Linked DNA regions of Mus musculus: regions 1, 2 and 3 are each linked to region 4. Evidence: chromatin loops called from intact Hi-C (ENCODE). Cell type or tissue: heart. All regions are shown on one strand. Region 1 holds the start of Fzd3 (frizzled class receptor 3). Region 2 overlaps Ints9 (integrator complex subunit 9). Region 3 holds the start of Zfp395 (zinc finger protein 395). Region 4 holds the start of Extl3 (exostosin-like glycosyltransferase 3).

Region 1 (8,000 bases), 170 kb after region 4:
GGGCAGGCGCCTCGGCGCTCTCCACACGCAACGCTCCTCTCCCGCCCTCCCGGCCCCGGAGGAAACGTCGGCCGCACGACTCACCTCACCGCCGGCCTCCGGGCTCTCCCGGGCAGCGCCGCTGGCCCCGCAGGCAGCCGCGCGTCCCTCAGGTTCCCCGAGCGGCCGAGGACCGCAGGCGCGCCGAGCCTTCGCGAGCGTCGAGGCGCGCGGCCCGGGGAGGGAGGTGCGCGCGCACGTGCCGCGCATGCGCGCTACGGTCAGCCTCCTATCCAGCTCCTGGCTGTGCAGCGCTGACCGGCTTCGTTGTTCTCAGCCTGGCGTCCTAGGTGATAGTGACGTCTTGAGCGCCGCGCGTCGGTTTGGTGGTTCCCAGCGCTGGAGGCATTCATCCAACATGTGCCCAGTCCTTCTTGCAAAGTCCGCCTGAGCCAAGTTCTCAGTGCGGGTCCAGTGCGGAAGCCAGTGTGCCAACCTCGGACCTCGGGGACTCACGGTGAAGGGTAGTGCCGCGCACAGGTAGCAAGGGACACCCGGTCTGTTGCAACGCTGCACTCTGACCGGCGAAGCAGGTGCACACTTCGCGTCCTCTCCACCGAGACCTTACTATAAACAGACGGAGCTTGTGCTCGCTGGTGACATGCCTCATCTTCCGCTTAGAGGGCTCCCCACTCCCTTTGCTATATGCACGGCTTGAGGAGCTGAAAGATTTCTTTAGAGGTCATCTAAACACAATTTTATTTTTTCCCAACAGGGAGAAGAACTCTCAGAAAGGTTGGATGTCTTACTTAGTCACACAGCATTTTAATGGAAGAGCCTGTATTCAATTAATCGTGATTGCGTTTCTCTTTGTTACAGGGTTTTACCTATCTTTCTTTTTGTCCATCTTCAACTTAGAGTCCATGGCTTCATTTGGTTCTCTTGGTAGCTCACAGGACATACAGCAACGTTGGCCCTGTTGCAAGTGATTGTACTTGACACTACTGACCCTTATGTTTATAAATGGCTACGGTGAGAACATATGGGCTGAAGATACAGTTCTGTTGGTAAAACATTTGCTATACAAGCGGAAGAACCTGAGTTACATCCCCAGAACCCACAAAACAACAACAACAACAAAATAACAACAACAAAATCAGTCCTAATAGCAGGCACTTGTGGTCCCAGTGCTGGGGAGGTGGAGCCAGGGTGGGTCCTGGGGCTAGCTAGTCACTCAGCCTAGCCCATTTGGTGAATCCCCAGGCCAGTGAAAGATTTGTCTCAAAAAACTAGGTGGAGAGCAACTGACTAACACACCTGTAGTTGACCTCTGGCCCATAGGTGTACAGAGAGACAGATAACAAGAGACAGAGTCAGATATAATTTTTAAAAGGTTCTCAGGTAATTTAGTGAATGCTGAAAAGTCTTGTGCTCAGGTCAGTCTCACATCAGAATTGACAGAATTTGATAGGCCAGCGTGATAAACAAAATCTGAAATAGCAATTTCCACTTTCCTTATTGGCACTTGTGCAGCAACATTTTCAGGACAATAATGTTGATTCTTAGGGCCATTCCAGGCAAATCAGCATGCCCCAGGGACCCAGTGGTGTCTCTTGATGAGAGTAAATGAAGAGGCAGGTGGTATATGGGGGTGGAGGAGAAACTTTGTCATAGCTTTATGTAGTGCTAGATCCCCATTACTAAGGCACTGGAAATGTGCTTGCAGGAGCCTTCTTACTCAGTGTACACAGTACGCTATAAAAACAGACACAGGCCACGCCACTGCTCACATCAGCAGATGGGGATGACACAGACACAATTACAAATATATCAACATCGTCAGGTCCCATAAATAAATACAATACTTAGCAGAAAAGGAAACTGCTATATATAAGTGGTAGTACATCTTTAAAAACTGTCAAGAATAAATCACTTGTAAGAGTGAACATATATGCCGGGCAGTGGTGGTGCATGCCTTTAATCCTAGCACTTGGGAGGCAGAGGCAGGTGGATTTCTGAGTTCAAGGCCAGCCTGGTCTACAGAGTGAGTTCCAGGACAGCCAGGGCTACACAGAGAAACCCTGTCTCGAAAAACAAAAACAAACAAACAAACAAAACAAAGAGTGAACATATATATAATGAAACTGTCCAAAAAGGAACAAGAAGGCGGTGCACAAATTGTTTTCTAGACATAGCAAGGACAATGGGATCTGTGTGCGGAAAGGGCTACTACATGCATGTCTGGTAAACACACAGAGAGGGAGAGAGAGGGAAGGAGAGAGAGAGGGAGAGAGAGAAAGAGAGAGAAGAGCACGCATATTGGTGGAAACATCTTTGTGGAGATACAAGTGTTTGTTATAAAATCTCTAAGCTTTTCTTTATGTGTGATATGTTCCACACAGAAGTAATGTCAAAGTATCACAAGACACTGGGCTATGTGTGCATGTTCCTTAGGAACACAGTGGGAATGGGGTGACTCACAAGGAACACAGTGGGAACGGGGTGACTCATTCCCCTTTAGGGGAGCAGTCAGTTGGAGGAACTGTGGGACATGAGGAGACCCAGAAGGTACTGTTAAGAGCAGAGAAGAGGGGATCCTCTATGAGGAATGGAAACATTCAAATCCCATGGGGATAACTCCAGATGCTTTCTAGGTCCCATCTCCCTTTCCTTCCATGTTGTAACCACTAATAGAAAGTCTTTAACAAGGGGGAACTTCACAGAGAGACTCAGCCACCTAGGCATTGTTAAAACTGGTGCCTTTCTGGATGAACCCGTTTTTTGAAACCATAAATGTTAACTGGTAATGCATGGTAATTTAGTATGACATCTTTACCTGCCTCCCCCAGGCCACCCCCTCACATCCCCAAAGGCTTTGTCTATTCATTTACATACAAGCTGGTCATTTGGAAAAACCACTAAGTTGGAATCCAGACAACCTAGGTTCTCGTTTCAGCTTTGCCACTTACTGATCCACTGTTAACTTAGGGAAAGCGCCAACCTCCACGAGATGCACTGTCCCCTTTTCATTTAAATGGTAGATATGCAAATTCTGCCTATTTAAAAAAAATAAATAAATGAAAGGGAAGGCTGGCAAAATGGCTCGTAGGTAAAGGCATTTGGTGGCAAGCCTTATTACATGAGTTCAAGCCCTGGACTTACGTGATGCAGAGACTCGGCTCCTGAAAGTTGTTTTCTGACCTCTACACATGGCAGACACAGGCTAACACTCAGACATAGATACACACATGTAAATAAACCTAAATTTAAAACTATACTATTTTTAAAAATGATGAAACACGTAGGATCTGTAGGACTGCTTAAGTTGGAGGTGTCCGTTGTTTTAGTACGCAAAGGTAGTTTGGGAAGTTGTATTCTTTTTAGGTACTGGGGTTAAGTTTTGGTTTGCTGCTGCTTATCAAAATTGTTTTGCACTGTTTACACAGGCATGGGATTTCCAACTTCTCGGAATTCTTCAGGACTTGTTATCACAGCTACTAGATCCGTTGGTTATTTGCACATTACACTGTTGAGTTTCTCTCATTAGATTTCTCTTATGTTTTAGACAGGGTTTTGGAGTTCTGGCTAGTCTCCAACTCCCTTTGTAGCCAAAACTTTCCTAGGAACCCTGACCCTCTTGCTTCCACCTCCGTAGTGCTAGGATTGCAGGATTGAGCTACCATTCCCGCCTTCAGATTTCTTCCTTCCTTCCTTCTTTCTTTCTTTCTTTCTTTCTTTCTTTCTTTCTTTCTTTCTTTCTTTCTTCCTTCCTTCCTTCCTTTCCTTCCTTCCTTCCTTCCTTCCTTCCTTCCTTCCTTCCTTCCTTCCTTCTCTCTTTCTCTCTTTCTTTTTTCTTTCTTCTTTTTTTTTAATCCTTGAATTCTGTGGTTCTCACTACAAGTTGGGTGCTCAATACATTTAGCTAATTAAATGTGACTGGATCTTAAAACCTAAATACAGTTATTCTTATAAGGGCGTGCCATCTGCTGGTTCCCTGGCGTATCTGTCACTTGGCTTGGGGCAGTTCCCCCACGACCTCCCCTCCCCTCTGCAGGTGCTTTTTTTCCCATCTGACCCGTAGCCAATTGTTATTTCCTCCGTCTGGGCAGTCTTAAAACCTGGCATAATGGAGTTTGCGTTTCGGAGCTCCCGAGTGACCAGAGCAACACAACTGAGCATGCTCGGTCTGTTTTGGAACACAAACGCAGCAAGTCTTGAAGGGAGGTTTTTCAAGGCTGCTGGTTTCAGGATTGGATACAGCTTCCTCCAAGAATTTTATCAAGATGTTACAGCTCCTCCCACTCACCCGACTGCCACACTTTCTCCTTTTATCTCTGTGCCCAATTTTGGAGCCAGCCTTCCTTGGATACCCTGGCCAATCAAGAGTCCACACATTGTTGCCTAAGAGACCCCGGATGCCAGCGACAGGATTTATAGATGGCGATTGGCCTGCTGGAAGCAGTAAGGTGGGGGCTGAAAGGAGTCAAAGAAAGCTGCCCTAGTGCAACGATAGCAACCCCAGAACCAGAGGCTTGAAGAAGGAAGCCAGCTGCTGAGGTGAGCAGTGGGTAGAGCAGGAAAAACACGGAGATTCTGAGAGAGCTCCCCAGCTTCCCAAAAGCTTGCTGGGGCTCCTGGGGATTAAAGTGCGCTGCGGTTTCAATGGCTGCTTCACACCTCTGCAATTAACAACCAACAATTACAGTGCAGGTCAAGCAGTAGCTTTGAGAACCATGCATTACAGTGCTTATTTCGGTTTTAACTATTTGAATATAGGGTGAATTCCTATTTAAACCTACCCGCCCTCTATTTCTGATACTGTGCGAGATCCCCTTTGTCTGGTGATTTTACAGTGTACTGTGGGAGAATTGTGTGTTAGCAGAGAAACTCAATCCTAGTCTTCGTTGTAACCTCCGAATAAAACTCTTGACAACCTTGAGTATTTCCTCTGTGCCAGGGTCAGCATATTCTGAGTTTCAGTGTGCAGTCCCACAAGGTTTAATTCTCAAACTCCCCCTCCCCATGCTCTTCCAGGACATTTTCCCCCTTCCATTGAATAACATTTATTGAGCATCTACTATGTACGGCTGTGATACTGTGACTGGAGTTTAAATGAGCAGTGACAGAATACACGAGCCCCAAAGCATCAGGGCCTCATGCCACTGTCCTTACAGTGGTCAGGCTGTCAGTGGATTTGGACAGAGTACAGGAAAAGGGGGCACTAGGTTGAAATAGTTACATTGAGTTGACCCAGACTTCGAGTTGAGGAATTGGAATTCCAGTCATTAGTGAGATGAGACGGTTTGGCAGCACAGACCCTGCAAGAGGCAGGTGGATCTTTGTTACTTTAAAGCCAACCTGGTCTACATAGCAAGTTCCAGGCCGACCAGGGGTATGAGGCAGACTCTATCTCAAAACAAAAACAAAATCGAGACAGAACAAAACGAAACTTAGGGCTTGGAGTATCGAATACTTGGTAGAATGCTTGTCCAGCATGCATGAAGCCAGAACCCAACTCTGCATAAATCAGGCGTGTGGCGAACACTGCAATCTAGAACTTGAGAGATGCAGGCAAAAGGATCCGAAGTTTAAGGTCATCCATGACTTCAGGAGCAGGTTTGAGGCCTGCCTGGGATAGATCCTTAGGAAAATTATTGTGTAATGGGGATGGTGTGGACAATGGCTCAGAAGATTTAGGTCAGACCGGAAGCATGTGACAACTGGGACCTCTGCTTGGGTGTTGGGCTTTAGCTTGGAGCCATATGTAGGGGGTGAGAACCCTGGGCCTTCTTTCTACAGTTTTATCCCAAGTTACATGAAACACAATGACAGGCAGCCATTAAAAGGAAAGGGAGTCATAAGTACCTGCAACTTGTACCTGTGGACAAGGATGAGACAATCTTTGCTGTCTTGGTAGACAGGATGCAATTATTTATTGTATGTGTTATGTGAAAACTTCTGTGTTTTGAATAGTAGCCAGTAGTTTATTTGTGAACTTGTGTATGCATACAAACTATGTACACTGTTCATCTTCTGGGATTGAGGGAGGAGGGAAGAATCAGAAAAGGAGAATTACAAAAGATAGATAAGACGTCCCCACTGGCATGCCCTCTCCATGACTGTCACCAAGAGTAGTGCCTCCTGGCTAACCCCACCTCCTGGAAACTACCGCTGCTGCTTTGAAGAAAGCCTAATCTAAAGTGGTTTTCAGTCCCAAGGAACCAGGAGGAAGAAAACAGCCTGGGCAGACCCTTAGGGTATCTTTGAGAAAAGCTACTTTAGCTTCATTCAGAAATGGTACCTAGAATACATCAAATGGCTTTCCACACATGCAAGGGAGCTTCTCAGATTAATACAGAGATTTTTTTTTAACCTGGGGGAAGCAGAATTTTAGCTTCATGTGTATTTTCCTAGGAAGAGATGCATAGATTTTTATCCCGGCAGCTTTATGATTTTTAAAGCAGCTACTGTCTTAAAGGAAGAAGAAGGGGGGCGGGGCTGGACACAGTGACAAACTCCAGTAATAACAGCACTGAGAAGATTGAGGTGGTGAGATCTTGAGTTTGAGGGCATCCTGGACTACAGTAAGTCCCTGTCTCAAGATAAAAAACAACAAGCAGTATACAATTTTACCTGAACAGATATGAACTAGGTGGCGTTGCTTTGTATCTGTGGTCTTCCTGCTCACCTGTGTGTGTCTGGCTGCTAGTTAGCCATGCTGCAATAAAAGTATTCCCTGTGCCTTTTGTAACCTACCTAAAAAATGTAGTAACTTAGACATTAGGAGCTGAGAAAGGCCCAAAGGCTAATCTGAGCCCCTTCATACCAGGGCTTCAGTGGCAGAACCATGGGAAGGTGTTGACTATTGAACACTTCTCAACATTGTTCATTTATAGAGTCATCTCAGCCATAGTTCTACTTGTGTGTGCAAACCCATCTTTTAGGGGGGAAGTAGAAACACTGAGGGCAGGCACTCACACTACTGTCCATTGTAAAATATTCCATCATGGTCCCCTAAAGTACAGGTTTTGGGAGTTCTATATCTGACAAGTTCTAAGAAAGATTGAAGGAGATTACTCAGGCCACCTTGGCAAGACTTTTCCTCTCTTTATCTTTTAAGCATCATTTTGGAGATACACATACCTAGGATTTTTTTTTTAAACTGCACAAAGTGGGGATCGAGAGATGGCTCAGAAGTTGGGGTGCTTGTTGTTCTTGTAGAGGACCCAGGTTCAATTCCCAGCAGCCACACCATGGTTCAAACCATCTATAGCTCCAGTTCCAGAAGACCTGATGTCCCATTCTGAACTCATCAGGCACTAACCATGCATGTGGTGCACATACATATATACAGACAAGACGTGCACACACAAAAATAAATAAGTTTAAGAAAAAATTTTTTAAAGAAATAGAAGAACTGGTATTAAAAAAAAAACTTCACAAGGTTAAAAAAAAATGTTGCAAAACTAGACACAGCATCTAGCTAACAGATGCAGAAGAGGAAAGGGTGTGTAGCTTCTGGGGGTCAGAGGAGTGGGGGTAGCATTGTAGTCTGCTCAGGTGACTAATGCAGAAAAGAGTAAGCCACGGTCAGTCCATCTGTAACGTGATCCAATCACCCAGCAGCTGTTGTCATGAGAGGGCCACTGATGGCCCCTAAAGGAAGACAGAAAGCAGCAACTGGACACCTGGAAAATGAGCCAACCAACCCACACCAGTGGGGAAAAGGAATTCTTTATGGAAATTAAGCTACGTTGATTAAAAGTAGGCAGAGTGTATACCAGATCATCAAAACCGGCAGAATTCTTCCCAATAAACTCGTCTGTCCATCTCCAAAGCCGTGGCCTTGACCACTACATGTTTGCCCCTTTAGTATGTCTTAGGCTAGAACTCTTTTACACTAAGATCAGAGGAGGGGTGTTAATGACCCAAGGACAAAAAGTAGACGTTTGTTTTGAGACAGGATCTTACTGTGTAGCCAAGGCTGGCCTTGAAATCTCTATGGAGACCAATATGGCCTT
Region 2 (8,000 bases), 73 kb before region 4:
TTTCTGTGAGTTTGTTTTGCAGGTGTGTGTTAGTTCATAAGTGGGCAAGCCATGTTATGTAGAAAAACAAGTTATAGAAAATAATAGAGACCTGGAGCCCACAACACCACTGTCCAAATAAACCCCATCTGACCTAGAAATCATGTTGAGTAGTTAACATTTTTTTAGATATCACCTTGTCAAGTTTCACTTCTTAATTTTAAATTCTGATTTTGTTTTCCTAAAGGGGTTGCAGCTCAGTAGTGCAGTGCTTATGTAGCAGAAAACATTCAATAACACTAAACCATTATGAAACCTTGTGAAGAGCAGCAAATGTTTGTTTTCCCAGCACTTGGGAAGCTGAGGCAGGAGGAGAACAGGTTCAAGGCCAGACTGCTACAGCCCATACCTTGTCTCTTCTTTCTTTGAAAGAAAAAAATGAGCACACAGTCAGCACGTACTGAGCACACAGTAAGCTCACAGTGAGCACACAGTGAACACACAGTGAGCATACAGTGAGCACACAGTGAGCATACAGTGAGCACACAGTGAGCACACATTGAGCTCACAGTGAGCACACAGTAAACATACAGTGAGCACACAGTGAACACACAGTGAGCATACAGTGAGCACACAGCACACAGTGAGCACACAGTGAGCATACAGTGAGCACACAGTGAGCATACAGTGAACACACATTGAGCACACAGTGAGCACACATTGAGCTCACAGTGAGCACACAGTAAACATACAGTGAGCATACAGTGAGCATACAGCATACAGTGAGCACACAGTGAGCATACAGTAAGCACACAGTGAACACACAGTGAACATACAGGGAGCACACAGCATACAATGAGCACACGGCCAGCGCACGTGGCTGCAGTATTGTCTCCTCACATCACTCACATCTATATACTTAGCTTATTACCTTCTCATTGGCTGGCAGGGCTTTTCCTTTTAAGAATAAATCTTAAATTGAAACTATTCTGTCTATATATGATGATAGCATTTGCCTTAGGTAAGTTACTAAAAGTGGAATTACTGGAATAAAGGGTAGGAATATTTTTAATGTTCATTATCTAATACTACTTGCCAAAATATTTTTATGTAAATTATTCCTTTTTTGCCCATTTACCTCTTAAAGGTTTTATATCTCTATTACATATTTGAACTCTGTGTATATATTAAAGATATTAACTTTTTGTTAACATACTTTAGCCATTTTTCCCAGTTTGATACTTTTTTTTTAATTTTATCTTGGATTTCTTTCAGTTTAAGTAATAAACTTTGTACCTTAGAATAATTTTAGATTTACGGAAAACCATAATGACAATAGAGTTCCCGGACACCTTTCACCTACTTTACCCCAATGTTAGCATCGCTCAGGGCAAACACATTTATCAAAACTAAAAAAGGGAGTGGAGGAGCTCTGAGTACTGCTCCAGAGGACCCAGATTCAGTTCCCAGGACCTGCATGGCAGGTCACAGTTGTCTGTAACTCCAGTCCCAAGGGATGGTAGGCCCTCTTCAGCCTCTGCAGGCTGTGCACTGCACATGTGCTACACAGACAGACATGCAAGCTGAGCACACATACACATAAAATGAAAATAAGCAAATCTTCAGAAAAGAGAACAAGAACTAAGAAGTAATAAGAGAGCAGGGGTAGCAGTGTATGCTTGCAATCTCAGCAGTTAGAACCCTGAGGGAAGGAAAATCCAGAGTTCAGAGCTAGCCTCAGCTACATAGTGAGTTGAAGCCAGCCTCAGCAACATGAAACCCTGCTTCAAAGAAGTGGTGTTAGCCGGGCAGTGGTGGCGCACTCATTTAATCCCAGCACTTGGGAGGCAGAGGCAGGTGGATTTCTGATTTTTAGGCCAGCCTGGTCTACAGAATGAGTTCCAGGACAGCCAGGGATATACAGAGAAACCCTGTCTTGGAAAAAAAAAAAAAAAAAAAAAAAGGAGGAGGAGGAGAGGAGGGAGAAAGAAGAAGGAAGGAGGAAGAAAGAAAGAAAGAAAGAAAGAAAGAAAGAAAGAAAGAAAGAAAGGAAGGAAGGAAGGAAGGAAGGAAGGAAGGAAGGAAGGAAGGAAGGAAGGAAGAAGGAAGAAAGAAGCAGAAGAAAGTGGTGTGTGAGCCCATGCTGCAGTGTCCATGCAGAGACCGGGCAGCCAGGCAGGCACCACAGCTTGGAATGTCCTTGGCACCCACAGAATGAGTGTGGCTGCCTAGGAGAGGAGCAGTGTCAGCGGCAGCTCCTCAAGAGGGCATGGGGAACATTAGGGAAGAGGGAGAAGGAAGGGTGTAAAGAGGAGAAAGATGGGGACGTATGATCTTCCCTCAGAGAGACTTAGCGATCATGGTTTACCAAGGAGAGAACTAGAGTAAAAGTCTTCCTCCTTTTCTAAGCTCTCCCGCTGTTAGTCGCTGCCCTCCTCCTAGCCAACTGCCATTCTCCTCAGCTACACCGGGAGTCCTCTAGGCAGCTGGACACTGTCTGAAAGCAGCAAGGGACTGAAAGTGTGAAAGCGTCATTAAGGCCATTCCAGTGTGACCTGGAGCCCAGTCAGGGTCAGAGTCCCCACTGGCTTTAGACTCCCTGCTTTGCTTTGCTAGCCCCCTTTGTACAGCGGCCTGCAAAGCACTTGCTGCCTAACAGGAATTCGGTTGCTTAATTGAACAAGTGCTAGCTCTAGAGTGGAGTAACTCAGCAAGGGATTGTGGTGGAGCCAAGTTAGGCCTGCTAACCCCAAGCCAGGACCAACATCACTCCATTCCAGCTCCCTGCCTCCCCCCTTTCTTGCTTAGAAGAGTGTTCCGGGGGGAGCACCCTCAGGCCCAGCTGCTTACTTGTGTCTGCTCAAAACTACTCTGTGCTTCCTGATCTCAGGGGCATCTGCTGTAGTCTGCAAAAGCCCCCTGCTCCCTGCTCTACCAGTATCAGCCCCAACTCCAGATAAGGACACTTTTGTTTGCTTGCTTGTTGGGTTTGTTTTCTTTTTAGGGGAGAGGGAAATTCCCAGAGCCTCTTCCTGAGCCATAGTGCCCTCAGGAGTGCAGGACTGCAGTAGCTGTAGCTTTGGGGGGCACAGCATCTTGGGGGAGGGGTGACGGGTATTACAGACTCACAGAGCTGAACTCCAGCAGCTGCAGTCTCAGCAAGGTGGAGGTCCCTATCTGTTGTGCCTACGTGAAGATTCTAGAACTGAGGGGAGGACATATCTCTTAGCAGAAAGCACTTTCCTGTCACTTGCGGGTCACTAATCTGCAAGTGGTCCTGTGGTCCCTTCTGCATTGCCCTCTACTGTTCAGGGTACAGTACTAAGCTCTCAGATTTCTCCCTCCTGAACCTGAAATGCAGACACAGCTAGTGTCCAAGAGCTAGTATCCATTTAGATGTGCAGGTGATTCTCTGAAGGTGTCTGCCATGTTTTTACCTTCTCCCAAAAAGAGATTTTTACAGAAAGGTGAAAGCGCTGGAAATATGGCTCAGCAGTTAAGAACACCGACTGCTCTTCCAAAGGTTCTGAGTTCAATTCCCAGCAACCACATGGTGGCTCACAACCATCTGTAATGGCTCACAACCATCTGTAATGGGATCCGATGACCTCTTCTGGTGTGACTGAAGACAGCTACAGTGTACTCACATACATAAAATAAAAATAAATCTTTAAAAAAATAATAATGAAAGGTGAAAGAAAACTATAGATAGAAAAAAAATAAATACATTTTGGGGACTTAGTCTAAATTCTCACCTCTGAACCTATTGTTTTTACAGTACTTTGACAGGGTCCTTAAAAGAGAGTTCCCAAGCTAGGCATGGTGGTGCACACTTTAATCCCAGCACTCAGGAGGCAGAGGCAGGTGGATCTCTGAGTTTGAGGCCAGCCTGGTCTACAGAGTGAGTCCCAGGACAGTGAAGGAGAGAGAGAAAGAGACAGACAGACAGACAGACAGAGACAGACAGTCAGAGCCCATCGGCTGGCCAGTTGTTGAGCTTTCTGGTCTTGTTTGTCACATTGCAGTTTCCGAGGCTCCTCTGTAGCTTTTGTTTTGAGCAAAGTCTCTCTAGGTATGTAACCCAGTCTGGCCTCAAACTCTAATCCTCCCATCTCAGTTCCCTACAACTGGTGTGAGTAGTGCTACTGTAATGGAGAGGGCGTGGGCGGCAGCAAGAAGCCATGTCTCAGAAAGGCACTAAACATAACATGGTGTCTCAGACTGGATCCTGAAACAGGAAAAGGACCAAGAGTGGAAAGCAGCCCAGATCCAAATCAAGTCTGGGACACAGTGCCAAGGCAGAGTTCTTGTCTAACATGCACAAAGCAAAACTCAAAACAGTTATAAAAATGGTAGCTCCAAAACCTGAGTGTCTAGTGTACAGCCCCTGCGCGGCTGCCCGGTCTCTGCACGGGCACTGCTGCATGGGCTCACACACCGCTTCTTTGAAGCAGGGTTCGTGTTGCTGAGGCTGGCTTCAACTCACTATGTAGCTGAGGCTAGCTCTGAACTCTGGATTTTCCTTCCCCCAGGGTTCTAACTGCTGAGATTGCAAGCATACACCACTACCCCTGCTCTCTTATTACTTCTTAGTTCTTGTTCTCTTTTCTGAAGATTTACTTATTTTCATTTTATGTGTGTGTGTTCAGCTTGCATGACTGTCTGTGTAACACATGCGCAGTGCACAGCCTGCAGAGGCTGAAGAGGGCCTACCATCCCTTGGGACTGGATTATTTTAAACAAGTAGGGGTTTTTTGTTGTTAGTTTGGTTTGGTTCGGTTTGGTTTGGTTTTGGTTTTGGGGTTTTTTTTGTTTGTTTGTTTTGTTTTGTTTTTGTTTTTGTTTTCATAAAAGCTGTACTTACCTGAAACAGCATCCTGCATGAGCCAGGCCCAGCTTTTATTCAGAGTCAATGCCAGAGTGAAAGCTTTAAAAAACTGGAGTGTTTAGTGTTTGTGCTGCTGCCACTAGGTGGCAGTAGACGCCCAGTACACTGCCTAACACCTGTGTCTTCCTCTTTAAAGGCTTTGTCACAACAAACAGAGTAAAGTTTACCTCCCAGAACCACCTTTCCCACATGCAGAGGTAAGAAAATACCAAAAGGGCCCAAACGAAATGTGGGTGGTGGTGTGACATAGGATAGTGGCAGTCTTCATGCCTAAAACAGCCCTAGGTAGAGCCAGGTAGAGTGGCAAACGCCTGTAAACCCAGCACTGCGGGAGCAGACAGGTGTGAGTTCCAGGCCAGCCTGGGATCCAGCAACACTAAGTCTTAAACTATACATGCGCATGCGCGTGCGCGCACACACACACACACACACACACACACACACGCTGTGAAAGGGGCTGAGTAAGGTACAGACCTTTAATCCCAGCACTGGGGAGGCAGAGACAGGCCAGCCTGGTTTACAAAGTGAATTCCAGGCCAGTCAGGTTTACACAGCAAGACTATAATTCAAAAAAATAAATAAATAGAAAGGTTGAAAAGTACTCCAGCACACAATTCATTTAATTAATTTGCTCCCTCTAATAAACACATCGTATTACCATAAGTCTGGGCAGTTCACAGCCCTCCTGTTATAGCTTATTCCGGGGAATTTTATTCTGATATCTACTCCCACCTTCCATAGGAGCAAATCTATTACCAAATGTTCTCTCTAAGGGCTGGAGAAATGCTCAGTAGTTAAAATTAAAAGCACTGGATACTTTTCCAGAGGACCCAGGTTCAATTCCCACCACCACGTGGTGGCTCACAAGCATCTGTAAACTCCAGTTCCGGGAGATCTGACTCAATATATACAGGCAAAAATACACACATTAAATAAAAGTAAACATTCTCTTTAAAATGTTCCTTCTAGACATGTCAATCATATATGTAAAATTTATTTAATTTTCAAATTATTTATATATATATGTCCATATATGTGTGCATCAGTTACCAACCTTAATCCTCCCCCCCCCCCCCACCTTGGTTTTTTGAGATAAGTTTTTTTGTTTTTGGTTTGTTTTGGTTTTGGTTTTGGTTTTGGTTTTTGAGACAGGGTTTCTCTGTGTAGCCCTGGCTGTCCTGGAACTCACTGTGTAGACCAGGCTGGCCTCCAACTCAGAAATCCGCCTGCCTCTGCCTCCCGAGTGCTGGGATTAAAGGCGTGCGCCACCACGCCCCACCACGCCAAGCTGAGATAAGTTATCCTACAGAAGCTGGACCTTATTAATTCAGCCAGGCTGGCTGGCTTTCAGGCCTCAGAAATCCTCCTGACTGCACATCCCCAGGACTGGGCACACATAGGCACACCAGCTTTTCATGTGGGTGCTGAGGGCCCAAACTCAGGTCCTTACAGCAAGCACTTTACCAACTGTGTATTCCCTGGACCATATGGGAAGTCCTGTCCTTATAGACCTGCTGGGTGTGTCTGTGCCTCTGTTTGATCCCCATCAGTGGTTTGCATCTCACTCGCTTTCCTCTGGGTGACTCGTGGTATTATTACTGTGTTATTGCGGCCAGTCATCAGTCCTATATCACAGATACACAACAGTGACTTAATTCACTCTTAATAGTTCTCCTGTTATTGGACAGGTTATTCCTTGATTTTTGTTAAAAGAATTCTCGGCTGATATCTCCATTTCAGAAACAGCAGTGTCCGACACAGCTATAAACACACTTGGTGCCTCTGTTCTGTATACCATAATACACGAGAATATTGCCGAAAATGCACAAGAACTCTGGATGATGCCCCTACTGTGTACTCAAAGGCCCATCCAGAGTTATGTGGGCTTTGTGGTGCAACCTCTGCCTCCACTCCATTGTCTTTCCCAGAATGCCAATGTTCAACCAACGTAGTGTGCAGCCTCTTCATATTCTCATCTTTTGCTTAGTAATGCATTCATCTCCATCTTCTCATAGCTTCTTCAGCACTGAATTCATAGTCCATAGTCTTATCTTGATGTGCCAGTTTATCCGTTTACCAACTGCAGGACATGTTAGTTGTTTTCAAGTGTTGACAGTTGTAAGCAAACTGCTGTACATGTGGATCTTAAGCTATCAGCTCCTTTGAGTTAAATATCAAAGGAGCATGATTACTGGGTCCTCTGGTAAGTGTATATATACAACAACAAAGTCTTCCACAGTGGCTGTGCCATTTCTCATCCCACCAGCAAGGAGGGAGAGAGTCCTCTGTACTACACTCTGGCCAGCATTTGGTGTGGTGGGTCTAACATCGGCCATTGTACTGGATAAGGAGCAGCGTCTGCTGCTGTGGTTGGCATTTCCCCACTGGTGCCTGGTTCTAAGTGTCTCCAGATACTCACTTGCTGTCTCGCTGAGTTATCTCTGCCGACCTCTGGCATAAACCAGGTTGTTCAGGTTGGACAGCAGGCCTCATGCAGGGGTAGCTTTTTAGTCTTCTCCTAGTCTGTGGCCTGCCGTCTTCGATTGTATTTTTTGGTCATTTCTCCAGCACAGCTGGGTTCCGCGGCCAACAGCACTTGGGTTTTTGTGTGTTTTAGCTCATTCAGACGAATAAGCTGAAGCACTACCGCAGCATCCACGGTGACTTCAGCAATGACTTCAGACAGCCGTGTGTGCTGTTCACCGGACATCCTTCCCTCCGCTTTGGGGACGTCGTCCACTTCATGGAGCTCTGGGGGAAGTCCAGCCTCAACACCATCATATTCACAGGTAAGGGTTAGAGTCCTTCCATCGGGCTGATGGTGCCTGAGCCTACAGCGCAGAGAGGAAAGCATAAATATAGCCCATCAGCCTTGCACACTCTAACCTCAGCACTGGAGAAGCTGAGGCAGGAGGATCGAATTCCAGAGCACCCTGTCTCCAAAACTAAACAGGAACAGCATAGATGCAAAGGAATAAAGGTGAAGCCATGTTGGGCAACTGTTGATCAAGCATAACTTTCATTTCTGTTCCTTTTTGGTTTTTGGGTTTTTTGTTTTGTTTTTTTCAATACTGAACTCTATCCTGCTTTGGATAGGATTTTATAAGGTGTTGAGAACCTCGATGATTCTAAC
Region 3 (8,000 bases), 260 kb after region 4:
TAGTGGTATAGGCCGAAGATCCAGTTCACACTGGAAGTTTCATTCTACTCTAGATAAATGGCTGAGAGGCCGGGCGTGGTGGCACACGCTTTTAATCCCAGCACTCGGGAGGCAGAGGCAGGCAGATTTCTGAGTTTGAGGCCAGCCTGGTCTACAAAGTGAGTTTCAGGACAGAGAAACCCTGTCTCAAAAAACCAAAAAAAAAAAAAAAAAAAGACTGGGAGCTTCCCAAGAGGCCTGGAGCCCACAGAGCATTTAAAGCATGCTTTGAACCGAGGAGCACCTTGACCGTAGATCACTGCTACTCTCTCCTCAGATGCGATCAGCAGTTCATCTAGCAACCACTGTCTAAGGTCCCATGCAGGACATTGCCTATATCATGGACAATGAGACTGACCTGCAAATGTTTAGTCTTATAGGAGATTAAGATGAAAGAGTGGAGATTTCAGTGAGGAGGGGGTAAATTGAGGGTGCTCTGACCCTGGGAGAGGCACCTCCTCCTGCTTTGGAGGCCAAAGGAAGCACGTCAGAGAACTTGCTCCTCAAGTGTTTCTGCTTAGGGATGAGCAGGGAGAGAGCCATGTAAACCAGTGAGTGTGAACAGGGTGGTTTAAGCAGAGAACACAGCCAGTGACAAAGGAAGACATGCGTTCTGCTGAGCAGCTGAGCATGAATGGAGCGGACAGAAAGCAGAGAGGGAGGCAGGTGGTGGCTCACCAGGAGGGGTTCTATGGGCAGTGCTGGATCTGTATTAGAAAAGCTTCAGGCAGCCTCTGGGAAGCCTTAGGCAGAATTAAGAGGTTAAGGGAAGGATAGATTGGAGAAGCCACGCCTGTAAGCAGTAGAATCAAGAGTCTGAGGAGGGTGACCATTTTAGGCTCATAAGTGCCCCAAATATGACCTATTCATGTGTCTGTACAGCATTAGGTAGGGGCAGGGACAAAGGTCTGGGTCTGCTTTGCTTAAGCTGATAGGAGATAGTCTTCAAAGGGTGGGTTACTTGAATGGAAGGAAGGCAGAAGGTGCCAGCACTTTTGTAGAGAGCCAGGGTGTGGGAGAAAGGAAGGTCAGCAGGCCAAAGATGAGACAGCCCTCAGCACAGGCAAGACCTTTAATACAGGGAAGCAGAAACAACAGGACTACAAACTCCAAATGTCAGTTTTGCAAGCACAGTTGGCTTGGCATGCACTGGGCTGCATGTATGTATTCAGGGCCAGGGACTGGCTTCTGAGGGAAGGTGCTTCATGCTGGGGTTTGTGTTGAGACCAGGCATCTGTGATAATGGGGCATTCTGAGTTGGGGCTAAAGGGAGGCACTCTGGGATGTATACTATAGCAGTAAAAAGGGATTTGCATCTAACATATGCTGGGAGAAGACATATGTTCCTGAACAGCCTGTGATTCCAAGAAGAGATTTCAACCAGAACAAGCCATGGGCTCTGTTCCTATTCAGAGTATGGCTCACTTTGCACACAGTGGGGCATGTGTTTTGTCAACTAAGCGAGCATCCCAGTTTGATCAAGACTCAGTCATTCTAGGAAGTGTACGTTTGGTTAAAACTTTAAATGAAGGGCTGGAGAGATGGCTCAGTAGCTAAGATCATTGGCTGCTCTTTCAGAGGTCCTGAGTTCAATTCCCAGCAATCACATGGTGGCTCACAACCATCTATAATGGGGGTCTGGTGCCTTCTTCTGACATGCAGGTATATAGGCAGATAGAACACTCATATACATAAAATAAATAAACAAATATTTTTTAAAAAAAGTTTAAATGAGATAGTTTAAGAAAAATAAAAAAGGTGATGGTGGTGCACACCTTTAATTCCAGCACTTGGGAGGCAGAGGCAGGTCAGTCTCTGAGTTCGAGGCCAGCCTGGTCTACAGAGTGAGTTCCAGGACAGCCAGGGCTACACAGAGAAACTGTCTTGAAAAACAAATAAATGAGTAAATAAATATAAAAATAAAAAATAAAGAAAAAATGAATTCAGGCTGGGGATTTAGGTCAGTGGTAGAAACCTTGTCCAGCAGGCTCAAAGCCCTGGGTTTAATCTCCAGTACTGCAAAAATAAATTAGTAAGTAAATAAATATCAGTAATGGTGGTACATAAATGTAATCCTAGCACTCACGATGCAGAGGCAGGTGGATTTCTGTGAGTTCAAGGCCAGTTGGGGCTATACAGAGAGGCCCTGCCTTAAAAAAAAAAAAAGCAAATAAATAAAAATTATAAAAAGAAAAAAATTGGGCTGGAGATGTTGCTCAGTTGGCAGTATGATTGCCCAGTATGCACGAATGAAGCCCTGGGTTTGGTTCCCAATGAAACATAAATGGATGTCGGTGCCTGCCTGTGACCCCTGTTCTTGGGAAGTGGTAGAACCCTTGTCTATCTAAAAAGCTTAGTGTAGGCTTACTTACAATGCTAAAGATCCTGTCTCGGAAAACACAGTTAAACAAAAACCGAAGCCAGACCCTCATCCCTTTACAGAGCCTAGCCGTTTAAATCTTGCCATGTTGCTCACACTCCAGCTGGAGACCTACTCTGTGTATACAACTTTCATTTAGCTCAACAAGCACTTCTGGAGCCCCGGATTTTACTATGAAGACTCACTTGTCTCAGACACCCTAGTCCCTGGGCTACAATGATCAATTACGTGCTTTGTTTTCTGTATTGCTCAATTCTGAGTGAGCAGCAGTCTGCTTGTGAGGAGGCCAAGCGTTCCTTGGGGCAGAGACTGTATTGCAAACTTCAGGGTGATCAAGAAAGACTTGAGAGGAGGGACTGACTATACAGAAGCATTTGGGGACAACTGGAACAAGAACAGAAAGCCATGCATGGACTGCATATGTCCCTTTAATCATAAAGTGTACATTTCCAATCCATATCTTCATGTTAAGGGAAGGCTTTGTGTATTAAATAAAGTCACCGATGTGATGCCCTATAACACTTTATTCTTATCTGGAAACAGAACTTTTTCCTGAGGTTGAGAATTAAAAGGGAGAAGCAGTCTTGGGTGAACTACACCCTGGGCAGGCTGATCCTAGAGCAGGTAAGGCAGGCATTTGAAACTAGTTAATTCATCCATGTGGGGCTGTCTTGTGCACAGCAGGATATTGGTGGAATACTTAGCCTTCAGCAGCTTAAATGACAGTGAGAAATCACCCTCCCAACACCAGTAAAAATATATCTAGATATTTTAAGGACAAATTAATATTATTAGGGATAAAAAAAATCACCCCTAGTTGAGAATCATCTCCTGTAGGAATTTTGATTCCAGTTGGATAATTTTATTTCAACAAATAGTTGAGGGCAGAAAAAAGGACATACTATTTTTTTAAAATGTATTTATTGTGTATGTACAGGGCTGGAGTTGATTCCCTCCGCTATGTTGTGCATGTTGGGGCTCTAACTTGTGACATCAGACTTGGTCACAAGCAGTGTTACCCACGAGCCCTCTTGCCAGTTCCCAGGACATATTGTTTTTCATTTGCCGTGAGCTAGGCACTATCTCTAGTTACACTGCTTTGTTTTATAGATCAAGAAGCTGATGTGTTTAGGGCTGAACCTGCTAAAGATGCCAATGCTAACTCAGCTCTTAAAATGGGATGTGATTCCCAAGCTCTACTAACACTCCACGGCCTCCTAGAAACACAGGAAGTCCAAAATTGGAGGTGAACTGCAACTTCGAAGTATTTTAAAACTTTTTTTTTGAGAAGGGAGGGGCTATTACTCTTTTACTCATTAAATTTGATTGTAAACACACACACACACACACACTCACACACACTTAGACATTCGCACACACCCCTCTCCACTGTCCTTGGCCTTATCTAGAAAAAACACAGAACTACACAATGGAACCGCTTCGATTCTCCCTGTTACAAATTATCCAAAAGCCAGAGCCTAACGGTGCCAAAAAGCAACCGGTATTGTTTACACAAGGGCTGAAGGCTAATAGTTAACTTTCTCCTATTTAATTCCAGAAACAGTAAACATCGCCTCGCGCTACAACTACAAACGAATAAAAGTCATAAAACTGGAGAAGAACACTCTTGGTCCAAAGCGAAATGGAAAGGTTGGGTTTTCAAGCGCTTCCGCCCTCGCGCGCCGCCTCCCGCTACCCGGCCTCGGGTCCCTGTCGCCCTCGCCAAGCTCCTGTCCCTGGCGCCTAGAGCTTCTGGCTTCCTTTCCCGCCCTGGGGCGCGCTGGAAAAACAACAGCCAGAAACTTTGGTTGGGTTTGCAGTTCAGTTGGGGGGGGGGTCGGGGGGGGAGTCAAAAAAAAAAAAAAGGAGGCGCGGGGGTAGCAGATACGCTAGTTCGGTTCCGGGTGGTGCTGAACGCTCGGATTTCGGGGTGGGGGCTGGGGAAGTGGGTCACAACTCGGTCAGGTTCAAGTGCGCATGTGTGAGAGGAGTCGCTCCAGCACTTATTGAGCGCCCACTGTGTACCGCCAAGCAGGGTGTGTGGAGCGCGCGCGCGCACGTCCGGGGCTGGGGCTGGGGGCGCGCGAGTCGTGCGCGCGCGTGGCCGGGGGTGTGTCCCTGCGTCTGGCTGGCTCGCGGGCGGACTGGCTGCGAGCGGCTCGGCGCGCTCCCTTCCCGGGCGGGGGAATCCGGGCCGGGTTGTGGCCGCGGCCGCGTACGTGAGCGCAGTGTCCCGGAGAGGGAGGGCAGGCCGGCCAGGTGGGCGCGAAGGCGGCGGCGCGGGAGGCGGCGCAGTGCAGGGGCCGCGCCGGTGGCGGGCAGGGCCGCGGCCGCTGCAGGGAGCCGAGCTGTCTGGGTCAGTGGCCGGCCGAGGTGAGCTGCGCGCGGGACCTCGCATGGGTTGCAGCCCGGGTTTGGGGCCGACAGCCAGGGGTGGGTGGGAGACCCGGGAGGCTCGCGCGGCCCGGGCAGGACCGGGGCTGCTGCGGCGCTGGCGGGGTGACTGGGTGGGGGTGGCCGCTCTCCCTCTCACGCGTCGCCTTGTTTATGTCGCGGGTCCTACGGCCCGATCTCCCTCCCAACTTTGAGTGGTGGCCGGGAGTGGCCTCGCGGGGCCACACTGACCTGTTAACCTGCTCCCTTTCCGGCTGAGCCGTCAGCCCTGCGCTATGCGCGCCCCTGCCCTCTCCATAACCAGAGAGTGCCGTGCTGCGGGACTGGCCTCGCGACACACCCTCTCTCAACCCCCTTCTTGCGGCCCCTTTCGCCGCCCCCTTGGCTCTAAGCCTTCCGGGCTCACCCCGGGTCCCTCCCGGGCCGTGGCACTGTGGGCCTCTGGAGTGGCCCATGGGGGCCTGCAAAGGGAGTTTGTCATGGGCAAACAATTCCAAGGCTTCCTGCCTGGGAGTTAAGGCTCTGCACCTTCACTTTAGGGCCCTCTTGGAGATCTAAAGAGACCCACCTGCCAGCAATCTTGCAGGAGCCCTGTTTTCCATCCCTCCCTTTCCTGTGGTTCTGGAGGACTTCCACCAGGCATGGGTTCCCATGATGCCAGGCCATGGCACAGGGGCTATCTATAGTTCTTCACTGCTTTCTGCAAGATCCCTTAACAGAATGGTGTAAAGTGGAGCAGTTTGTTTCAAACTGAGCAATCAACAGGTATTGTAGCCTGAGGACATCCTTCTAAGGGGGGTTGTGTAAATAGAGGTTCTTGCTTTGGAAGGGTGAAACACAAGGAAATTGGTTAGCCCACAGGTACCTCTGAGAAGCCACTCTGCCCTCTTCCCACTGCCAAGCTTTCTGGATGATGTCTCTGAAAGCTATGAGAGAGAAATGATTTGAGAGCTCAAATGCAAATGAACGTGCAAGGGCTGCAAAGTTACTGTGCAGGCTCAGGCACAGGAGGCATGGGAGATAAAGGTGGGGAAGGGAATACGGAACTCAGTTTGAAATAATTTCCACCTGTGGATAATTCCCTGGCAAGACTCAGTCAGAAGGAGGAGTTCACAGGTGACAAGTTTACAAAAGGATGTCCAAGGGCTTGCTTGTCTTGGTGAGAAAGGCAATAGAAGACTCATAGATAACACCCGTCGGGGCTTGTAATCTCTTGGAGGACATAGAAAGACTTGAGCATGTGAAATATGACTCCAGATGGGGCACAGTTAGTTGTCACAATGCCAGGTGCAGAACTGGGTGCTGTTGGAGGTCACAGGGAGGGAGGGAGCTATGGACTGGAATTACCAGGCCTGGGCTATGTGTCCTTGAAAGATGGGATTTATGAAAATGGGATACAAAGTGGAGATGAATATGGGTTTCTCTAGAGTCCAGGAGATGGCCTTGGCCCTCCTGGAATGTTTCCTGAACAGTAAGAGATAGAGAGAGGAATAGTGGCTGAGATTGTGAAAGTCCTAGAAAGTCAGACTGAGAATTGGACTTTTATCCAGGGTGGACTGGGAAGACAGTAGACCAGGGGATGAGGTAACAAGGATATTGGTAAAGAGTTTTGAATCTGATGTTAGGAGACAGACCAGTGAAGTAGCCTGTTGCACTTTTGGAGTGCTGTGGGTTTGGACTTGGTTTTACTGGAAGACACTGCTGTTGAAGTAATCTGTTGACGGGGTGGGTGAAGGGAAGAAATGAATAGGAATTAATTCCTGGAGGAAGCTGATCACACACCAGGGCCTGGAGCTGCTGTAGTTGTTAACCGGACTCTAAAATGTGTGTTTTGCAGAGAAGATGATTGCCACTTGGGCCCTAGAGAGGTCTCTTTTGTTTTATCTGGAAGTAGGTATGTTGGTGTTAGTAACTGTGGCTCTGATAGGTTATGCCCTGGAGCAGAGTGTATGGAGACCCGTCAGGGAACCCAGGGAACAAGCTCGCAGTTGTTTTGGTTGTAGGAGCAGCAGAGAATCCATGCAGGACTGAGGGTCTGACCTGCAGGGCTTCTGTTTTGACCTTTTACTGGACACTGTCTGGATTTGGCCCTGGATGTGGAGGAGCAATGCCGGGGAGTGGGCTTCTAGGGAAATGAGGCCATTTATTGTAAGCAGGGGTGGGGGTGGAGGGAAGTGGGGTGGGCTTTGCTGGAGGAGAATGTTAGACTCTGCTGCGTGCTGAACTTTACTCTTTACCGAGATGTAAGTCTCCTGCACTGTTTGTGCAGAGAGGGATGAACAGCAAGACCAGTTAAAGGAAGACAGGAATTTAGGACCTTTTGTGTGGGTCTGGTTTATCCCAGTCCCATCCAGTAACCCTGTCTCAGGATTCTGGTGAGAAGGCATAGAAGGGAGCCGGCACTCTTTTGAATTTTTTTTCCTGTCCACTGGAGTCTGCTCTCTTTTGCAAGAGTGACTTAGGGTGATTTGCTGAACAAATCCCCCAAGTGTCAGCGTGCAACATCTGAATTTGAAGAATAAGGTTACAGAAGGTTGTGGCATGAGCTGGGATTTTCGTTTCAGCTGCTTACTTCTCTGAGATGCAGAATCAGTGAATTGAGGGGGAGAGGAGCTTGAGGGATGGGACTGGAGGCCGTAAGGGCCATGTTCTCTCCTCCTTTCTCCTGTTCTTTCCTTTGGTTCCTTCCTCTTTTCTACCTTCCTCTCCTTTTCTCTTCTTCCCTTGTCGTCCTCCCCTTCTTTTCCCTTTCCTCTTCTCCCTTTCTTTTCCTTCTTTCTCTTCAGTCCTTCTTGCTCTGTAACCCAGGAGCCTTGAATTCACAGCAATCCTCCTGCCTTGGCAGGCCTGAGCCGTCACAGGCATTTTTTCCTGACAGTAACAGTTGTACAGAACAGACACGAGTGAATTCTTTGGCTCATTGTAGGGCAGTGCTTGTATGCAGTTGTGACCGTGACTGTGCTCTAAGGTAAGAAAGTTGAGAGCGGACAAGATGGCTCAGTGGGCATCGGGGCTGGCCGTTGAGACAGATGATCTGACTTTGATTCTCAGAATTCACATGGTGGAAGGAGAGAACCAACTCCTCTAAGTGCAGACACACACACATACACACACATGCACACACACACACACACACATGCACACACACACACACACATGCACACATACACAGACACATGCACATACA
Region 4 (8,000 bases):
GGGCTTCCTAGACCACATGCTTTTCCACACTTTACTGCACCCAGACTTGATCTCTGGGATACGTGCAGGTATTAACTACTAAACAGATTAGATTCTACACTATATTATGTATGTGCTGCTCTCCTTTGTATGGCTCCATCCTTGGGATGTTATTCATTTATTTTTTTAGATGTATTTATTATTATACGTAACTACATGGTAGCTGTCTTCAGACTGCAGCAGAAGAGGGCATCAGATCCTGTTACGGGTGGTTGTGAGCCACCATGTGGTTGCTGGGATTTGAACTCAAGAACTTTGGAAGAGCAGTCAGTGCTCTTACCCGCTGAGCCATCTCACCAGCCCCCATCCTTGGGATTTTAATGGTTCATTTGGATGCCTCTGAGCAATACCCTACAACACACATTATAGACTATATAGAGGAGCCACACTATTAAATGAGTCTCTCTGTCCCTCTGCACCTCAAGGCTACAGATTTGGTTTGTTTTTTTGTTTTTTGTTTTTTGTTTTTTTTTTTAAAGAAGATAGCTCAAGCGGGTAAGAGAACTGACTGTTCTTCCAGAGGTCCTGAGTTCAATTCCCAGCAACCACATGGTGGCTCACAACCATCCGTAATGGGATCTGGTGCCTTCTTCTGGTGTGTGTCTGAAGACAGCTACAGTATACTCGTATAAATAAAAATAAATTTTAATAGAGATTTCTTTTTTAAGAGCTCCAGCTTCTTTTACACCTACTTATATCACCCAAGACACCTGAAAGACTTCAATCACAAAAGGTGCGTCTAAGAGGTTCAGGCAGGAGAAGACAATGCTCACACGTTAGTCTACCTCTGTCCTTGAGTTCTCAACTTCATCTGCACACAATCTGCTATTTCATGGAACCTATAACACGTGAAAAGTCTTTCCCGTTTGCTCAGCTGTCCCATTATCACAGATTCTCAAAGGGAGCAGATACCAAAAGTAAAAGGAAATGAATGTAAATAAAATGTTTGTTGGTTGGCTTATTTTTTGACATAGGCCTCGTGTAACCTAGGTTGGCTACAAACTCTCCTATGTAGCTAACGATGACCTTGGACTCCTGGTACACCTAGCAAGCTGGTTTCAGGCATGTGCTACTAGAACCTGCCTGCAAAGAAACAACTCACCAAGAACTTTCTCAACTCAACTTAGTTCTCCAGCAAATATTATTGAGTAGTTTTAGAACTTTTGATGGAAGAGCCTTGGTTTGTGTGTGTGTGTGTGTGTGTGTGTGTGTGTGTGTGTGTGTGTGTGTGTTTTCAAGACAGGGTTTCTCTGTGTAGTCCTGGCTGTCCTGGAACTCACTTTGTAGACCAGGCTGGCCTTGAACTCAGAAGTTCGCCTGCCTCTGCCTCCCAAGTGCTGGGATTAAAGGTGCCCGGCAGCCTTGGTTCTTAGTCCTTGCTTCACACTGAACTATGTACAGAGACAATTAGAGCCTCACCGGGACTCCATCTGGTGAGACACTCTTATTTCTAATACCTTATTTTACTTTAAACAATACCTTTAACCCCTCTCCAGCTACCACCAAAGCAAAGGCTGTAGCTCAATGGTAGAGGGCGTGCCGTACAGCATGTGGGAAGCCCTGGGTTCCACAGGTAAAGAAGCAAACCAACTCAGTCACTCAACTGACAGGCCCTGCTTCACTCCTTCCCCACCTCTCACTGACCTTTCCCACTAGGCTAGAGATCATGGCTTATAGCAGGCTGGCCTGGAACTCCTGGTGAGCCTCTTGCCTGCCTACACACCCCACACCCTGGTCTAGCGCCTTCACACAGCACAGCGTTTTCCAACCTGCACACTTCCTTCTGAAAGCTACTAGCCTATTTTAGACCTCCCCCTCTCTTCTAGAGTCCATTTTTCTCTCCCACCTGGTTACTGAGGTCTTTTACTCTCACAGGCAAAAAACAAAGCTCTCAGACCTAATCACTAAGAGATTCCAACAGACACCAGGTACTTAATAATGGTTTTTTCTTCTAGAAAGTGAGGATGAGAATAAACACACACACACACACACACACACACACACACACACACAAAGCTTTTTGTTAGTTCTACCTTCACCTTTGGTGTCCAAACTGGTGTCTCAAGGATTCTGAAGATGCTAGGTCTGGATTTGGTGGCTCCAGCTTTATAATCCCAACACTGCAGAGGCTGAAGCAACAGGCTCACCAAGAACTCCAGGTCAGCCTGGGCTACAGCGTGACCCTATCTCCAACAACCAAACAAAACAAAACACCCACACACAATTCTTAATAGCCACAATTCTAGGTCTCCTCCAGAAAGCATTCAGACTAACGTCAACTCTTCAGGCTCTTCAGGCTCTCCACGGGCAAAGATCTGGAAATCCTCACAGGAAATAGATATGTTTAACACACCAAGTAAGAGTTTAAGAAAGTGGTTTTTCTTTCATTACGATTTATATAAAAGTCCTCTGCTGGAATAAGCTGTTGAGAAAGTCTAGTTTCACTCAAGATTATCAATGCCCCAGGGAAGAACCACCATCCCAGACTCTACAGAGAGTTATAGTCATTGAGTCAGAGGGGAAAGCTAACTGTTGAGCAATAGACAGGAACCTCCAAGCCTGCTTGGATGGATGGATGGATGGATGGATGGGAAGGGAGGGAGGGTAGAAGAGAGAGGGTCAAGAAGTCCAGCCTTGAAATGCCAGACTCTCCAAGTGGAACAAGAACAAGACAAAAGTGAAGAACCGCTTACTGCCACCTCTTAAATCACATATTGACTTTCCTCTTCCCCAAAAGAAGAGGATCTATTAAAGGCCTTGAGAATTTAAAGAGCAGCGATCCAGGCTGGAGGCTGACACCCATCGACTTTCAGTGGGCTCAGGGCCGTGGATATCTCAACAGAGGCTAAGCAGCTGCTCACTATGGACTAGGGCAAACACTCGGTGCTGCCCAGCTTCTCGGGCTCTGACATGGGGCTGTCGCCAACAGAACAGTCACTCCATGTGGGGCGTCACGGGGACCCCCAATCCCTCAGCTGTGGCACACCCAGGCCCCGGGAGGACACAGAGCACAGCAACACCTGGACCCCTGGCAGGAAGTGGCCACCTGGAGAGAAGAGCCCGACGGGCAGCGGCGCGCAGCTGTGCCGAGGAGAAGCGGCCAGATGTGGGAGTGATCGCGGGGAGCTGAAGGCTGCGCTTCCACGGGAGATGTTCCCGTGGGCCGCTAGTGCCCGGCCCCAGCGGAGCGAGGCCCCCGCGCGGGGCAGGCCTACCCGGCTGCGCCGCCGCCGCAGCTCCCAGGCACCGCCGCTCGTGCCCCCGCCCGCCACAGCCGCAAGCTCAAGGCTGCCCGGTGCTTCCCACCAGCCTTTCCAGCCCTGCCCGGGTCCTCGGGCTTCCATGCCGCCCGGACTCCTACCGGCTTCCAGTCAGTAACGAGCCACCGCCGTTGCCTGCGTGAAAGTCCGCTTCCCACAAGCCGCTCTGGCCGCCGGCTGCGCGCCTCCCAGGCCGCGCCGGATCCTCCACTCCCCCTGCCGGCCGGATCCTCCACTCCCCCTGCCGGCCGGCGGCCATTTCCGACCCGCGCCGGCGGAACTTGCCGAAGATGGGCCGGAAACGGCCGAACCTGCGTCTGCCGAGCGAGAGGAAAGCGCAGAGACATTCGTGACTTTCCGGACGCGTCCGAAGGCACAGGCGGAGGGGGGCGGTGGGCTCTGCCCTCCTGGATCCCAGGCGCAGGCTGGGTGCCAGTGATTGTGAGAAGGGCCAGGAGCCTGGAGAAGAGGCCCCATTAATCTGGGTAACCCTCAACCTAAAAATAAGCCCATGCCCAAATGTGGTACCCCGTGCTAGCAATGACCCACAGTTCTGAAACACTTTTAAATATTTAGCTGCAAATAAAGGGCGGGGCTGAGTAGATGCTTAGGGGGAAAAAAAATCCCCGGCTTTGCAAAACAGATTAATCAACCTTGCAAGTTATGGACTAAAAGGAGTATCTTTTAAATACTTTAAAGCCAGGCTCTGTGGTTTGGGAATTGGGAAGACCCTTCTACTACAGAGAGAATATAGAGAGAAGGGGGGGCAGGGGCAGGGAGGGCTCAGAGGAGGCAGAGAGAGACCGGGGGGGGGGGGGGGGGGAGGAGGAGAAGGGAAGGAAAGAGGGAGGAGATAGGATCAATTTTAAAAGTAGCACGAGTTAATTTAGAAAACAGTTCAAACTCATCTATTAAAATTAACAATTGTAGTATAGTTTAAAGTCAGATTGCTTCTCCGTATTTATTTGAGTCCCCCAAAACAAGGCTATTGCCCCAGGGCTTCCTCCACAGAGTCCAGACACACCCAGCTAGGTTAGCTCATTTCCATCCCTGTGCTTGGGTGGTCTGTTACTTTAAGGAGAACTGCACCCCAGAGATGGTTTCACAGCTGCTGACCCTTCCACCTGCCCTTCTTGGGAGCACCCAGACCCAGTGCTCAGGACAGGGAGGCTGAGAAAACAGGATTCCACTCCCACGGCAGACTGAGTTAACCATTCCCTTTGCAAAACAAAACATTTTTAAAACCCTGACAGTTGATTTTCTGGAGCAGTCTCCTCATCTCCTGATCTCTCCACCCATCTCCAAGTCAGGCTCCGCTCTTTCCCTCATCTATCCTATTTTACTCTCTTGTAACTATGATAAAACACCACGACCAAAAGCAACTTGGGGAGGAAAGGGTTTATTAGGCGTACACATCCCAGTCACAGTTTATTATTGAAAGAAGCTGAAGCATAAACTTTAAAGCAGGGCAGGGCCCTTGGAGGCAGAAATTGAAACAGAGGCCTTGAAGTTAGGCTGTTCACTGGCTCGTTTCCCATGGCTGGCTCAGTTTTCTTTTTTTCTTTTTTTTTTTTTTTTCTTTTTTACACTAGAGACCACCTGCCCAAGGGTGGCTCTGTGCATAATAGGCTGGGTCTGCCCCAGACTTGCCCACAGGCCAATCTGATAGACGAGTTTCTCCCTTCCCCCCTTCCCTCCTCCCTCTCTCCACTTGGGGGAGAACATTTTGAGGTCTCCCTCTACATGGCTATTTTGGAACTCACTATGTAGACCCGGCTGGCCTGAAACTCACAAAGATCTGCCTGCCTCTGCTGGGATTAAAGGCACGTGCTACCCACCCATACCTGAGGTTCCCTCTTCTCAGAAGATCCTAGCTTGTGTCAAGTTGACAACAACTAACCATCGAACCATCCTTCCTCCTTCCCTTTCTGGGGACATGTAACGCTCCTCTCTCCCACTGATGAGCGCAGGAGGTAGAAATTGACTAGACAAGGCTGGGGCGCAGGGAGTGATCGGCCTTTTCTTGGCTAAAGGCTGGAAATAGGTCAAAGATGCCACAAGTGCCTAAGCCAAGTGCCACCAGGCTGGAGAGGCCAGGAAGGAGGTCGTCGTCTCCTACCCCTTTCCTGGACGCCATACTGAGGCTGTGACCCAAACTGCAAGGACCTCGACACCTGGCATGAAAGCTGAACTGGGTAACTCATCCTCTTTCCTGCCTCCATCCGCTAAAGCCCAATTAACTTGCAGGCAGTGACGCTGCTCAGTGGGGTTCCAGCCCCCGGGGGTTGGGGGGGAGAGGACCCTTCCCGCTGGACAGGAGCGTCTCTGTCTTTCTCTCCCAACAGTAGGTTTTTGGGTTTTTCCACCTAAATCTCACCCCCACTGTGGTACATGAATTTCATTCTTTGAATTTGGGAAATGAGAACCCGAAAGCATCTAGCTTGGTTTTGATGGCGGTTGAGTTTCCAGGATCCTCCCCTCTCAAGCTAAGCACGGAAGAGCCGAGAAAGGTTCTGCTGCCATCAAAGATGCCAGGATATCCCTGTATCGCTATTTTCTTTGCCATTCACGCCAGCCTCTTCCTCTCTCTCTTTAAGGAGAAACAAACACACAAACCCAAATCTCTACTTGCACCACTGACATATCAAAATATAATGACTTCCCTTTTTTTTTTTTTTTTTTTTTTTTTGAGACATGTCAGGGAAGTAGGAACAAACTTTATGAACTGGAGAACTGAAAAATGGAGAAAGCTTTGTCTGTTCGACTTGAAACTTCCCTTCAGCAGTTTGTCTACTTGGCTTTCTTCCAGAGATGTGTAGCGGCGGCAGTGGCAGCAGCAGCAGCAGGAAGAGCCCGGCAATGGGACAGGATAGGAGGCAAGGTAAGAATTTCCAGGGGTTGGTTCATCTCCATTCTGGCAAGAGCAGACTTGCAGATAACAGCTGCCTGGTGGACTTAGTCATCCGTTGGACCTCAGTAACAACACATTGCTGCTTCTACCTCTGACTGACTTGATGTCACCTGTACCTAAGCTTTAGGGAGAAAAAGGAGATCCCTGTGAAACTTACTGGACATTATATCTGGCTGCTGCTCTCTGGTTGTCACCCAGGATCTCTCAACCTCGTCAGTCTCCTGCCCCAGCTCCTTCTAAAAGGTATGCCAAACTGGCAGTGTGACTCTGGCTTTCCTTAACACCTCTTGCCACTGTAAGCGGTTGCTGATTATCATCAGTTCCATCGACAGCAGTTCCCCCGCTGCAGGACTCCACTCCTTGTTTTGCAGTGGCGCCCTAGATACCATCACAGCCACAACATCCCCCAAATTCATATTTTATGAATACTTACTTGCCAGGCAGTAGGTTACACCCTTTACATGCCTGCTGCCTCATTTTAGTCTGGCTAGGAATTACCACCCTACAGAGGGGAAAATGAAACTCCAGGAAGCAGAGGCCTGGGACCACAGAGGGCACAGCAGAGTCCACGACTCAAAACCATCCTGACCTGGAACCCCACATTCTTGACCAAAACAATCTAGGTAATCCACCAGGATGTTAAATTTACTATTTCTCACAGTGAATTCATTTCTATCCCTTCCTCCTGGCTCTCCCAGAATGTCCTGGTTTATAATGACTTTACCTTCATCTTTCCCAAGACAGGAACTCCAAACCTAGCACAACCTTCACTTCACTGTTTCTCTTTACACTTACATTCAGTCACCAAGACCTAAAGCCTTGACCTCAGGGTCTCCACCACCCATCTTTCAAAATTCTAATATCTACCCTGGATCAAGTCCTTTTTATTCTTCCTATGGACTTAGCTCTTCACCAAAATTTATGGCTCAAAAAGCTTTATCATATTCACAGTGTTTCTTTCAGAAAGGAGCTGAAGTCAGAATACAACAAAGCCAGCTCCCGCTGGCCTCACCCTAGGTGGAACTTTTACAGTGCTTATCATCTCTACCTTACATTTCAGAACTTAATCAGAAATAGGTGGTCAGCAGTGGTGACCCAGAGGCAGGGGGACCTCTGTGAGTTCAAAGACAGTCTGACTGGTATTCCAGGACCACTAAGACTGCACAGAGAAAACCTGTCTCAGAAAAAGAAAAGGAAGGAAGAAAGGAAGGAAGGGAGAAAGGAAGGAAGGAAAGAAAGAAGGGAAAAGAAATAGGCTTGCATTGTGATTTAACAACCACATAAAGAGATCCCTCTGTCCTAAGGAATTAGGATAGGAAATTAGGAAGCAGAGGCTCTGTTGTGCCACTAGCCCCTAGTGACACAGTGTCTGCCAGCGGTGCTTTGCCTCCAACAGTTCCTAATTTTAAGTTTCAGAATGACATATGTGACTGTTTTAATTTGGATCACATGTACCTCGATTAATGCAGCCTAAGCAACAAATCACCCCAAACCCACCTGTAAATAGAGCTTATGTCCAAAGCACAGAGACACACGCCATTCTCTCATCTGTTTATACATCTGGCAAGGTGAGCGCCTACCAAAGGTACCCAGTGCTGCCAACATGCCGTGCCCTCACACCATGACAGTCACCTGAAGAAAAGACACTCCCAGATAAAGTCTAACAGCACTCGTAGGAGATCAATTCAGCTACACAGAATGAAGTTAATTTGACACATTCTGAAAGCCTCTAGTGGTAAACAGTCAATATCCGCTAGGGCAACAGTAAGTTAAACAGAAGTTCACAGTAT

The links. A loop is a pair of places that touch in the nucleus more often than their neighbours do. Peaks named below come from ENCODE experiments on the same cell type or tissue, not always from the same donor. Only the 100,000 strongest peaks of a DNase experiment are listed, where the experiment ranks them.
Region 1: a loop joins it to region 4, with 2.3 times the contacts of the local background. A loop is called at or near these places in 3 of 42 quality-filtered maps.
Region 2: a loop joins it to region 4, with 2.4 times the contacts of the local background. A loop is called at or near these places in 2 of 42 quality-filtered maps.
Region 3: a loop joins it to region 4, with 1.9 times the contacts of the local background. A loop is called at or near these places in 3 of 42 quality-filtered maps.

What each region holds. Positions count from the first base shown.
Region 1 is chr14:65,262,248-65,270,247 of GRCm38, forward strand. It overlaps Fzd3 (frizzled class receptor 3), which reads right to left and starts at 216. Exons shown (of 7, transcript NM_021458.2): 1 at 85-216. It overlaps Fbxo16 (F-box protein 16), which reads left to right and starts at 4,371. Exons shown (of 8, transcript NM_015795.2): 1 at 4,371-4,536. In heart, CTCF peaks have their summits at 32 and 3,975 (motif pointing left); DNase peaks (open chromatin) are centred at 254 and 4,274; H3K4me3 peaks cover 2,623 bases; H3K27ac peaks cover 2,118 bases.
Region 2 is chr14:65,021,402-65,029,401 of GRCm38, forward strand. It overlaps Ints9 (integrator complex subunit 9), which reads left to right. Exons shown (of 17, transcript NM_153414.5): 11 at 5,004-5,064; 12 at 7,485-7,656. Among named protein-coding and RNA genes, the nearest start is that of Gm52118, 21 kb to the right of the region's middle. In heart, a CTCF peak has its summit at 4,955 (motif pointing right); a DNase peak (open chromatin) is centred at 4,950; H3K27ac peaks cover 1,066 bases.
Region 3 is chr14:65,353,964-65,361,963 of GRCm38, forward strand. Zfp395 (zinc finger protein 395) reads left to right here and starts at 4,713. Exons shown (of 10, transcript NM_199029.2): 1 at 4,713-4,792. In heart, no CTCF peak of the experiment used is centred here; DNase peaks (open chromatin) are centred at 4,498 and 5,078; H3K4me3 peaks cover 3,887 bases; H3K27ac peaks cover 5,409 bases.
Region 4 is chr14:65,094,597-65,102,596 of GRCm38, forward strand. It overlaps Extl3 (exostosin-like glycosyltransferase 3), which reads right to left and starts at 3,510. Exons shown (of 7, transcript NM_018788.3): 1 at 3,401-3,510. Gm52119 (a long non-coding RNA gene) reads left to right here and starts at 4,774. Exons shown (of 3, transcript XR_003951142.1): 1 at 4,774-5,494; 2 at 6,109-6,180; 3 at 6,332-8,000. In heart, a CTCF peak has its summit at 3,516 (motif pointing left); DNase peaks (open chromatin) are centred at 2,995, 3,565, 5,415 and 6,155; H3K4me3 peaks cover 1,982 bases; H3K27ac peaks cover 5,488 bases.